Linked DNA regions of Homo sapiens: regions 2 and 3 are each linked to region 1. Evidence: chromatin contacts called from ENCODE Hi-C or POLR2A ChIA-PET data. All regions are on one chromosome and are shown on one strand. Each heading gives the region's core, a stretch centred on a gene start or an enhancer-like site at or near the end of the contact. The rest is flanking DNA. Distances are from core to core; before and after follow the strand shown. Region 1 overlaps LINC02660 (long intergenic non-protein coding RNA 2660). Region 2 overlaps LOC105376360 (a long non-coding RNA gene). Region 3 overlaps LOC105376360 (a long non-coding RNA gene).

What was found. A loop is a pair of places that touch in the nucleus more often than their neighbours do. ChIA-PET counts read pairs that join two places held with the same protein, here RNA polymerase II (POLR2A). Pooled maps may share reads with other maps.
Region 2: a loop to region 1 is called in a pooled map, with 2.1 times the contacts of the local background. The contact joins two enhancer-like sites. A Hi-C loop is called at or near these places in 1 of 168 maps with a recorded cell type or tissue (CD4-positive, alpha-beta memory T cell) and 5 of 50 pooled maps. POLR2A ChIA-PET finds 5 or more read pairs at or near these places in 2 of 52 experiments (OCI-LY7 and activated CD8-positive, alpha-beta memory T cell).
Region 3: a map with no recorded cell type shows a loop between it and region 1 (11-fold over the local background). The contact joins two enhancer-like sites. A Hi-C loop is called at or near these places in 11 of 37 single-sample maps with no recorded cell type and 10 of 50 pooled maps.

What each region holds. Positions count from the first base shown.
Region 1 is chr10:3,933,857-3,938,017 of GRCh38, forward strand. LINC02660 (long intergenic non-protein coding RNA 2660) reads left to right here. Exons shown (of 3, transcript NR_183984.1): 3 at 1,823-1,956. Among named protein-coding and RNA genes, the nearest start is that of LINC02660, 24 kb to the left of the region's middle. RefSeq lists enhancers at 1,318-1,507, 1,548-1,597, 1,618-1,667. Within about 2 kb of position 1,380, at least 27 of the 41 ENCODE cell types and tissues checked have a DNase peak (open chromatin) inside an H3K27ac peak, as active enhancers do.
Region 2 is chr10:3,653,576-3,657,418 of GRCh38, forward strand. The region is part of intron 1 of LOC105376360 (a long non-coding RNA gene); the gene reads left to right. Among named protein-coding and RNA genes, the nearest start is that of KLF6, 130 kb to the right of the region's middle. Within about 2 kb of position 2,101, at least 2 of the 41 ENCODE cell types and tissues checked have a DNase peak (open chromatin) inside an H3K27ac peak, as active enhancers do.
Region 3 is chr10:3,624,504-3,628,211 of GRCh38, forward strand. All of the region lies in intron 1 of LOC105376360 (a long non-coding RNA gene), which reads left to right. Among named protein-coding and RNA genes, the nearest start is that of LINC02669, 120 kb to the left of the region's middle. Within about 2 kb of position 1,633, at least 2 of the 41 ENCODE cell types and tissues checked have a DNase peak (open chromatin) inside an H3K27ac peak, as active enhancers do.

The DNA.
Region 1 (4,161 bases), core at 130-2,629:
CACCTGCTCCCTGTAGATAATGGCATTTCAGATCTACAATGTGGCATTTCCAGACAACTCACTCATTTACGCTGATTGGTGCAAATTTTATTTTAGCCTCCAAACATTTTTCTTCCCCAGTCTGTTAAAAGAAAACAAAACCAAAACACCTCTCTCTCTCTCTCTCTCTCTATTTATAGATAGAAACGCTTACCCATATCATAGCATCAGTATTTTGCTGAAGCCCTGGAGTGTCAGGCACCGTGTTAGGAACTGAATACAAAAATAAGATGTAAACCAGTCCCTCAAGGAATCTATGGGACTGGTAAGATTAGCTAACCGTGCACCTGGAGGGAATATACTTAGAAATAACTGCAAATTCTGCAGAAATGCTGAGGGGTTCCCAAACTCGTTTCTGTGAGGCCTGTTAATTGCTGAGTTGTTTTGTCTCTGGTCTGTGGAACCCCGATAGTGTGCCCTAGGTCTTTAATTTCTTCATCTCTAAAGAATAGTGTCAATGGAGTCATTGCATGTGTTTATTCATACTTCTCAATGTGGAAGAGAACTCTCTAGGGTGTAAAACCCTATCCAGGAAGCACATGACAAGTTGGAATCCTCAATGACATGGCATTGCTATAGTTGCTATCGGAACAATCTTTTCTTTTTTTTCTTTTTTTGAAACAGGGTCTTGCTCTGTCATCCAGGCTGGCGCGATCTCGGCTCACTTTGACCTCTGCCTCCTGGGTTCAAGCGATTCTCCTGTCACAGCCTCCTGAGCAGCTGGGATTACAGGCAGGCACCACCATGCTGAGCTAATTTTTGTATTTTTAGTAGAGACCAGGTTTCGCCATGTTGCCCAGGCTACTCTCGAACTCCTGGCCTCATGTGATCCGCCCACCTCAGCCTCCCAAAGTGCTGGGATTACAGGCGTGAGCCACTGCAACCAGCTGGAACAATCTTGATATTAGGGTGAACAAGTGATTTCATAGCTTTCTCTGAAGGAGGAAACACTGGGAGCATCCACCCGAGAATCAACACTGTGGATCATTCTGGGGAGTTAATAGTTTTGAGATGTGTCCCAAGATAATTGTTAGCTTGAATTACCACGTGGATGGAACCATGCTGATCCTAAGAGCCAGGTAATGGCCAAAGGTGCCATTCAGGTGAAATCCCCAGGTGGAAAATTCTTCCACTTCCAATGATAGAATTCTATTACTCTGCCTATAGTTTGGTGAAACAAGACTTTACAAATAGAGGACAAGATCCATTTTGCCAAGAACAACCATATGGATTTAACTGCTGCTAACAACCGTTAGGAAGGAACATCAATAAAAAGCAAGCCTGTGAGACAACTCCTTCCCCAAGGGGCGCTTGTTACAGAGCGCGGGCCCCAGCAGGCCTGGTCCATCCTCCACATTCTTTCCTCTCTGACTTATTTTTACTTTCTGTTTGAATTGGCTTGGTTTTATTTTGCCCTAAACTGTGTCTGTAGTCATCCCCCGACAGAGTTTTGAGAGTGAAAGTCCGATCTGCCCACGCTTCACAGAACTCAATGCGGAGCCTTCTCAGGAGTCACTTGACGTCAAGGCTGACTTTTAAATTTGCCAAAAAGGCATTCTTTGGGGAGCGGTCGGCACCATCACTTTCCCTCTTTAGAGAGCTGCTACTGGCTGCTGGAATTCAAAACCCACAAATTGCATTTCTAAACTTAATTCGATACATAGATGAGCGGAAAGATCAGACATTGATGCTATTGTTTTCAACCAAGATGTTTTACTATATCATTTATATTTTGTTTTTTTCTTCCCCCAGTTTTTAAACTTTTTGTTTGTTTGTTTTACAGGCCAAGCCTACTGCTGTTAGAAAACATATTTAGAAATCACTTGGTTCTTCCTTGCCTGAACATCATCTATTTAGTTAGCTTGTGTTGTTTAGATGTGCTTCAGATCTCAAAAAAATAAATTATGTTATTTGAAAGCTTGCTCTCTGCTTGTTTACACTATTAATTTAGAGTCCAGAGGAATCTCTAAATTTGCCTCTAGAAACCACATAATCACCTAATAATACCTTTCCTGACTCCACTTTCTGACACAAAGTGACTTTTGAAACGCTTCCATCTTCCCTTTCTATTTAATGTACTGCACTCCACTCTTTTTTCCTTTCGTTTTTTCTACAGTCCGTCATGGAGTATTTGTTTACCAAATGTTACTTTTCTTGGATCCAATCTATTTTTGAAGAGCGCAAAAGCAAACAACTGTTTGAAGCTGTCAAGCTTCATTTTATTTATGCATGAATAACACAAATAACTTGAAAATGACCTAGTCTGTTTTTCTCAGATTTAGATAGAAAAACTGCTTCCGGCCAATGTTTATGCCAATTTGTTCATGCCAAGTTTCCAGTTTCGGTGCCAACCGGTTTTTACAGCCAAGTTGTAAACCTTCGGTAAACATGGCTTATAATGAAAAGTGCAACACAGCCTGAACCCTGGCACCAGGGGACGGATGTAAATTTATTCTAAGAACAAAATTCTAACAGGAACAGGAGGGGAGCTAGGCTGGCTACAAAGTGTTCCCACCGTAATATGGAAAATGTACAGATGATGATATATTTGATTACTAAGATCCCATTAGGCCAATTTAGGCACTTTATGTATTTCCTTTGCTCTGGACGCTGAGTGGTTTCATGCTCAATTTGAAGCAACTGGCTCATTGTCTCAGGGTGGTTCTAGAACTTTGCCTTCAGGTGGGGCTGGGGAGGGAGCCCTGGCATTTCAAGACAGGAGGGGGTGATATGGTTGGGCTCTGTGTCCCCACCCAAATCTCATGTTGAAAGGTAATCCCCAATGCTGGAGGTGGGCCTGGTGGGAGGTGACAGGGCCATGGAGGTGGCTCCTTATGGTCTCACACCATCCTCCTGGGTGCTGTCATCCCTATCGTGAGTTCTTGTGGGGTTGGCTTCTCATGGTCTGACACCATCCTCCTGGGTGCTGTCGTCCCTATGTGAGTTCTTGTGGGGGTGGCTTCTCATGGTTTAACACCATCCTCCTGGGTGCTGTCATCCCCGTCGTGAGTTCTTGTGAGATCTGGTTGTTTAAAAATGTGTGGCACCTCCCGCGTTGCTCTCTCTTCCTCCTGCTCCAACCATGTAAGATGTGCCAGCCTCTCCTTTGCCTTCTGCCATGATTGTAAGTTTCCTGAGGCCTCCCCAGAAGCAGAAGCCACTGTGCTTCTTGTACAGCCTGTGGAACCGTGAGCCAATCAAACCTTTTTCTTTATAAATTACCCAGTCCCAGGTATTTTTTTATAGCAATATGAGAATGGACTCATACAATGGGTATGTTCATCTGCATTCATAAAGGTACAGAAAAAGGAATCAAATGTTTTATTTTAACATCAGTTCAAAAATGTCCATCCATGTCAACCTCTTCTCTCCTAATATGTTGCATCCAGTGTGTCCTTTGCAAAACCTAAAAAAATTATATCCCTCCCATTTATAACCCTCCACAGCTTCCCATTTTCTTCAAGTAAGCCACACACTTCTTCCTGGACCCTCAAGATCCCCCCTGGACCCCCGAGAAGGCAGGTGTGAAGCCTTTTGTCTATAAACTCATCTATCTCTCTCCACTCCCCAATTGAGCTCTCAAGGGACACTGACATCCTTTCTGTTTCTGGAACATTCCAAGCTGATCCTGGCTTAGGGCTTCTAGAGGCCCCCTCAGCAGGAAAACCCTTTCTTATCTCCCACTTGGCTGGCTCCTTCTCTCTGCCCACATCTCACTCAGACTCTGAGAAGCATCCCCCCAAATATTCCATCAAAAACAGCTCCCACCCCCACCCTCCATCCCAATCTATCACGTTGTTGGTTTTTCTTCATAATGTATTTGAAATTGCTCACTTGCATATTAATTTACTTACTGATCAGAATGCAAATTAGATTCGAATGTCAATTTACAACTGCCTGGATGCTTTTTTACCATTTTTCAGCCGTATTCCTAGGACTGAGGTGCACAGAGATTACTCAATACAAACTTGTTAAATGAAATCAATGCTTATTAAACTGATGTCTCCTGTTTACAGGGAAAAATGCCCAGTGTTACAGGTGCAGCGATGGATGAGCCCCAGTCCAAGAGCTCACGGAAGGGCTGCCTGGGCTGCATACCTGTGCGTGCAGTCGCAGAGAGCT
Region 2 (3,843 bases), core at 851-3,350, 280 kb before region 1:
TGGAGTACAATGGCATGATCTTGGCTCACCGCAGCCTCCACCTCCTGGGTTCAAGCAATTCTGCTGCCTCAGCCTCCTGAGTAGCTGGGATTATAGGCATGCACTACCACATCCAGCTAATTTTTATATTTTTGGTAGAGATGGGGTTTCACCATTTTGGCCAGGCTGGTCTCGAACCCTAACCTCAAGTGATCTGCCTGCCTCAGCCTCCCAAAGTGCTGGGATTACAGGCATGAGCCACCATGCCCAGACTTTTTTTCTTTTTTTTTGAGACGGAGTTTAGCTCTGTCATCCAGGCTGGAGTGCAGTTGTGTGATCTCGGCTCACTGCAAGCTCCACCTCCCGGGTGCAAGGGATTCTCCTGCCTCAGCCTCCCGAGTAGCTGGGATTATAGGCATGTACCACCACACACAGCTAATTTTGTATTTTTGGTGGAGGTGGGGTTTCACCATGTTGGCCAGGCTGGTCTCAAACCCCTGACCTCAAGTGATCTGCCTGCCTCGGCCTCCCAAAGTGCTGGGGCTACAGGCATGAGCCACCGTGCTGGGATTACAGGCATGATCCACTGTGCCCAGACTTTTTTTCTTTTTTTTTATTGTTATTTTTTGAGATGGAGTGTCGCTCTGTCACCCAGGCTGGAATGCAGTGGCACGATCTCAGCTCACTGCAAGCTCTGCCTCCCGGGTGCAAAGGATTCTCCTGCCTCAGCCTCCCAAGTAGCTGGGATTATAGTCATGCACCACCACACCCAGCTAATTTTTGTATTTTTGGGAGAGATATGGTTTCACCATGTTGGCCAGGCTGGTCTTGAACTCCTGACCTCAGATGATCCACCTGCCTCAGTCTCCCAGAGTGCTGGGATTACAGGCGTGAGCCACAGCATCTGGCCAATGTGATCGCTTTTTCTTAAGACTATTGGTCATTCCTTTTTTTTTATTTTTCCTGCAGACCTTATCATGATGCAATGCTCCATCCTAAAATGCTCTCTCCCATACCTATGCAGCAAATGTTACGTTTTGATTATTTCCCTTTGCAGTGAATATTGCCAGACCCTCAGAGATCATCTGCATGTTTGGCGGTGTGAGCAGAGGTTGCCACCACTGTTCTTTTTGCCCTAACTGTTCTGAGTCAGCTGATAGGAATTCTGATTCTATGCTCTTTTGCCAAGATGGGAAGCTGGTTTGGAAGACTTTTGGATCTATACATCCCAGAATACTTCTTCCCTATTTAGGTATATCAGTCATTTTATTTCCTACTAAGAATTATTTGTATCATTCAGAGTTGCCAAGCACAGAACATAACTGTGAAATCCCAAGGTTTCTGGAAATTTTTCAGATAGGAAAGGGGGACAAAATGAACCAGGCAGCCAAATTTCACTCTTTGCTCTTTGAAAAGCAAGAATGTTTCTGCCCTCTTTGCTTCTTTTTCCTCTCTTGCAGCCCTTTCTTCTATCTCTAACCTGTTGATGTTTCATAGAGTATGATTTTTCTCTGATAAGCATACACATGACCAGGGCACTGGTTGAAAGAGTAAGGTCTTAACAAACTGAGTCCTCCAATGCAGCACAGAAAGTTATCACAAACACACACACACACACGTGCACATACACACATATACACATGTGTGTTTATGTGTATATATGTGTTTGTGTGTGTGTGTATAAGAGAGAAAAGGAGAGTGAGAGGTGAAGAACATGATTTAGCTGGAGTTGAATGTTCCTCTGGCAAAAGCAGAACTTAGTGAAGACTCTTTCTCTCCTATGCTTATTCAACTCTGGACTTCACTTAAACTGAAGAAATCATCATTAACTTAGTTTTTTATTCTCCACACACTGGCAAAGTCCTTAGTAAGTATCAGACACTGCCCAAGACCCAAGAGCTGCACCGCTGAATAAGCGAGGTCTCGAATCTGGTAGAACTTCCATTAGAGGGGAGAAAGATGAACAGCACACACAAATAAAACCTTTCATAGCAGAAAGGGAGAGGCAGTGTGATGAAAACACCACAGAGTGATGGGACGATGAAGATTCCAAGGCTACGTTAGATTATATGGCTAGGAGGGGCCTCTCTGAGGAAGCCGCAGAGAAGCCGAGATGTGGCTGACATGAGGAAACCAGCCGTGTGCAAAAATGGAATGAAGTCATTTAAGGAAGAACAAACACCTGCAACTGCCCTGAAACAGGAACAAGCTAGAGTTGTTTGAGATACATCAAGAAGCCCTGTGTGAATGGGGTAGGGTGGATGCTAAGCTAGCTGGCAGGTGGCGGTGAGGGGGCCCCTTTAGGTCAGGGTGGGTAGAATTCCTTGAGAGGATACAGGAAGAGAGTGAAACCACCGGGTTAAGGTTTTCCATAGCTCACCCCAGCTGCTGTATGGAGAACACAGAACAGAGAAGAAAGGCCGCATGGAAAGCCAGTGCCGTGGTGCAAGCATGATGCTGTGATGGAAAGAACGACGGAGGGAGGTAGCAGGATGTGAGCTGGGTTTTGGAAGCTCCCAACTTAGGGTCTTTCACTTCAGTAACTGTAGACATTGATACATTTACTGGAATGAGAAGGCAGAGGGGAAATAGAATTCTGTTTGGGATATGTCAAGTGTAAGACGCCCATCAATATCTGGATCGATACCCCAAGTAGGCAATTGGATGAAAGTGTTTGCAGGCAGGTCAGGAGTAGAGAGAGAAATCTGAGAGTCACAAAATTCTGGAGTATTTAAAGCTTTAGAATCAGAATCAAAAATGGTAAGTGGAGAAAAGCAGGGATTCCAGATCCAAGTCCTGGGTGCACCAGCATTGACAGTGGGGGCAGAAGGTTGGTGTTGAGAGCCAAACAGAGCTCGGTAACACTGTGAGCTGTCAAGAATGTCCACTCGTCTAGCTCACCAGCCAGCTTTATTCATGTCATTGTCCTTCTGCCAATCCTAACATCAATGAGATGTAATGGCGGTGATAAATATGGATGTATTCATGTCTCTTTGTGCAGAAAGCAGAGATTGTTGCAGCATAATATTTTTAAAAAGGAGTAGGTACCAAACATTTTATCACATTTCTCTCTAAACTATTTTTTTTCTGCCTGGTGGAGAGTAGGCTTTTGTTTGTCAGTTTGTTTTGTTTTTCAGGAAGGTACTGCAGGCACCTAATTAGAGGAGACGGTGATACGTTTACAAAGTATTAATGGAGCTGTCTTTTCCCGCCTTACCGTGAACAAGCACTTTTTCTTGTACTTAAGTTTAAAATGTCTTTCTAGGAATAGAACAATTGCAAACACTGCAAAGTGCGAGTAGGAGGGAGGGGATGGTGAGGAGGGGGAGGCTGCCTGGACTCCAGGGAGTAAACACTGCAAAATGGGAGTGGGAGGGAGGGGATGGTGAGGAGGGGAGGCTGTCTGGACCCCAGGGAGGTGTCATGGACCCTGTACCATTTAATCCATCCCTCTCTCATTTCCTATTTAAAATACTAAGAATGAGTAAAACATACAGGAGAAATTTAGAGAAAAGAGAGTGGAAAACTTTAATTTTTAGAGTTGTCAATGAAAACATGTCTTCTTTTCTAAGGGACAAGAAAGAAATCAATCCTGGGTCATTGAGCTGGAATTTAAACAGAGCCTCAGACTACATGGATTGTTCTAGATAGCATAGCCTGTTAACTTCATTCCAAAATGATCATTTGGTTAAAAACACTTATGAAAACAATTTTTGGTGGCCTTGGCCTCAGGACTGATTGGCTCACTCCAGAAAATCCAGCAGGTTAAACATGTAAATCAGCCTTGGGGAGGTGTTAGGAAGCAAAAACTCCAAGCCTGGTACCTATGTGGATGGCGGTTTATGGGTTTAGGACATGCTTTGA
Region 3 (3,708 bases), core at 383-2,882, 310 kb before region 1:
ACCACTGAGTAAGAGGGAAACAGGTTTTGCACAAGACGACGTGCAAGTGGAGGATCTGACGTGGTTTGAAAAGCCGTGGGGCTTTGACTAACACACTGAGGCATGGAGGAAATGCCACCAAATTCCTACCAAAGCACACTCTGAACATCGACATTATACTAAAGCGAATAATAAATAAGGGGCAAGAACTTGCAGGCACTGCCCATTTGCATTAAAGTCTGACAAATTCCTGCTCCCAAAGAATTCCTCAGGAAATGCATTGAGATGATGATTCTCAGATCAATTCCCTAGCATTCAGGGGAAAAGTTTTTTAAAATCACAAAATTAAAAAACAATGTCTTTCAATACTCCAGGCACTGATTTGAGATGTTACACTTTTTGAAGCCAGACTCGGTACTTTTTGGTATATTGGGCTCAGAGTCTCACTGGTACTAAGCTTATTTGATGCTTTGGTGTGTTGGGCACAGAGCTTTCCCTGGTATGTAGCTTATTTGTAAGTTTCTATAAATTGTTGCAAGTCAGCTGTAGGAAAAGCAGGCATCTTGAGAAGTCCTGGTAATTATTCCAGAGCACTAGGCTTACATTAAAAAATAAAAAAAAAACTTAGCCCAGAGTGTTGTGAAAAAGACCAATGGAGATTATCATTTAGCTACCTAAGAAGAGTGTAAAGAAAACAAATTATTATCCTAAAATACTAGTGATGATTTACCTAATTAATCTTTGACAGCTTGAAATGTGTCCTCAGCAAACGGTAATGTGGTAGTGTGTGCTCAAGGAACACTAGATTAATGAAGCACAGATATAAAAATTGCATCTGTTAGATTATGTAATTCTCTCTGAGTAATTTTAATTACTGGGTATTTCAGGACCTTCCAAATCTTCTTAGAACAAAAATGTCTTATTTTATTTTTAAGAAAACTTACTTTGAGTTTTCCATCACGCTAAATATTTTACTCATCGAGACCTTTTTTAAATTATAAGACTTTTTTTTTCTTTCTTTGATTTTGGCAGCATGGGAGAAGGAAGGTAAATGAACATAGAGAAGTTATCTAACAATTTGTTTTCATTTAACATTCAACAAGGGAGAGATTTGTTTCCTCTCCAGATTTTAAGAGATTTAAATAAGGTCGTTTATGTTCAGCTCAGTTAAGCTACTGATGATCATTCTGTTCTCTTGGCAGTAAAGTGTCCTCAGCCTATTATTTCTTTAGAACAATAAAATAGCCCGGGCTGCCCAAGCCATCATCCTACAATGGGTAGAACCATGCATAGATTATTAGCTTGCAACCACACTTCTGCCTCTATTGGATCATGGCAAGGGGGCCTGACAGCATAGACCTGCTTCTTGATAGAACAAAAAAAGAAGGCTAGCCCGTTCACGACAAGATCATTTACTAAGAAAATATTCAATACTCAACAATTGCAAGTCTTGGGACATTTAGAAAATAAAATAGACTTACACTCCTTGAAGTCATCCCAGGAGAATTCTTCCGGTGAAGACTAAGGTGATCATTCAGCCCCTCGCTCGTTGGGGAGAGAGAGTTAAGTCACAACTGAGATGAGAACATTGGTCCATGGCATTGTGAAATGGATATGCGCGTTAGTATAAAGGGCATCACTTAGTTCATTTCCATCTGGCCAGTGTTTATTCTGTGCTTTTTGTATAAGGCGAGAGTGCAAAGAGGTATGACCAGTCCTCTAGGAATCCCTAGCCAGTAAAAAACTTTTGTCAAAACAGAGGAGAATTCCTCTTCTAGCAATGTCCATCTAGCTGGCTTCTGACTCACCTTCCAACTCAAAACAATGAGACATACTATGTGTTAAATGTATCAATATATACACACACACAATTAAAATCTGTTTGAAACTATAGGGCTCCCAAAGTAGAAACCTCAGATTTCACAATTAAGAAAACTGAACACCAGTTAAAATTTCAGTTTCAGATAAGCAATAGGTAATTTTTAGTTCATGTATGTTCCAAATATAGCATGGGACACGTGTCAAAAGTTATTAATTGTCTCTCTGACGTTTCAGTGTAACTTAGTGTCACACATTTGCCTACAGCAAAGCAGGGAGAACCTGAGGGGCTACCATTCAGGACATCCTGACAGACGGGGCTTGTTTTCCCTGTGAGGCACCTGTTGATTCTAAGCACGGCAGCTTAGAAGCAGAGAGGACAAGTGAGATTGCAGAACACCTGTGGAATTCAAGGGACACAATTTGACTGTGCCGGCCCACCAATGAATAAGGCCTTTATTCAACACTCCTTTGGCTAAGGTGTAGGAATAAGGAGTGCTGTGAGTTTCATTGCATCCTCAAAAGGTGGTTTAAGTCCTAATCCCTGTGGCCTGTGAATGTGACCTTCTTTGGTGATAGCGTCTTTGCAGACGATCAAGTTAAGATCATTAGAATGGGCCCTTCTCCAATACGATGGTGTCTTTATAAAATGGGCAGATTTGGACACAGACAAGCACATGAGGAGAGCACCATATGAAGATGAAGCCGGGGATGCTGTGATGCTTCCACACATCAAAGACCGTCAGCACAACCCCGGAAGCTAGGAGAATGCCTGGAGTAGATTCTTCCTCACACCTTCATGAGAAACCAGTCCTGTCGATGAGAGAGAATATATTTCTGCTGTTCTAAGCCACCAGTTTTGGTAACTTTGTCATGGCAGCCTTGGGAAACTAAAACAAGGGTCAAGTGGAGGCAGCACTGCCCTTGGAGGGTTGAGGCCCAGCTCACTCCATTGCTGCAAATCCTGTCTAAATCATCTCCCTTTGCTAAGTGCTCCCAAACACCCAGCTTGTCAGAAACCAAAAATAAGCCATCCTAGGAGGAGTACAGTAACATTCAAGGCCTCAGGATATTTCCACATACGCCATGTTCAGCACCATATCAAAACAACCAGGCGTAGAATAAAACAAAACGGAAACTACAGCAGCAAAAGAAAAAAAGAAGTTATGAAAAGATGCTCAAAACAATGAATCCTCAGGAAAATAAACACACTGAAATCATAACATTGTCCTTTCACATCCTTACCAAAATGTCTTTAATTTAAAATGCTGATGATGCCAGGTGTTGGCTAGAGCTCTGCCTCTCAGAGTGTAAACTGGGGCGAGTATGCTGGAAAAGTATTTAGTGTTATCTACTAAGTTTTAACATACTCACTTCCTGTGCCCCAGTAACTGTATGCCTTGGCTTATCCTTCACACAAATGTGCACATATATGCAGCAAAAAACACAAACACAGATATCCATAGCAACATCGTTCATAATAGCTCCCAAATGGAAACAACTCAAATGTCCATCAAGAGTAGACAAATAGAATTCCATACACCAATGAAAAGGAACACGCTCAAGATGCATACAGCAACATGAGTGTAGCTTTCAAGCATGGCATTCAGTAAAAGAGCCAGAAAGAAAGCTCTATGTATTGGGTGATTCTATTTACATAAAGTTTGAGATGATAAAAACTAACTAGGGCATTAGAGTCCTGGAACAGAGCTCATCTTTTGGAAGCAAGGTGGACAGAATACCAAGAAAGGAGTACTTCTCTTGCATGGGTGGGTTCTATTTCTTGATCATAAAGGTAGCTATACCATTGTGTTTACTTGGTGATAGTTTGTCAAGCTATACGCTTATGACTTGAGTAATTTTTGTATCTGTTTTTATGGTTACAATTTTAAAAATTATCTATTTTTCATT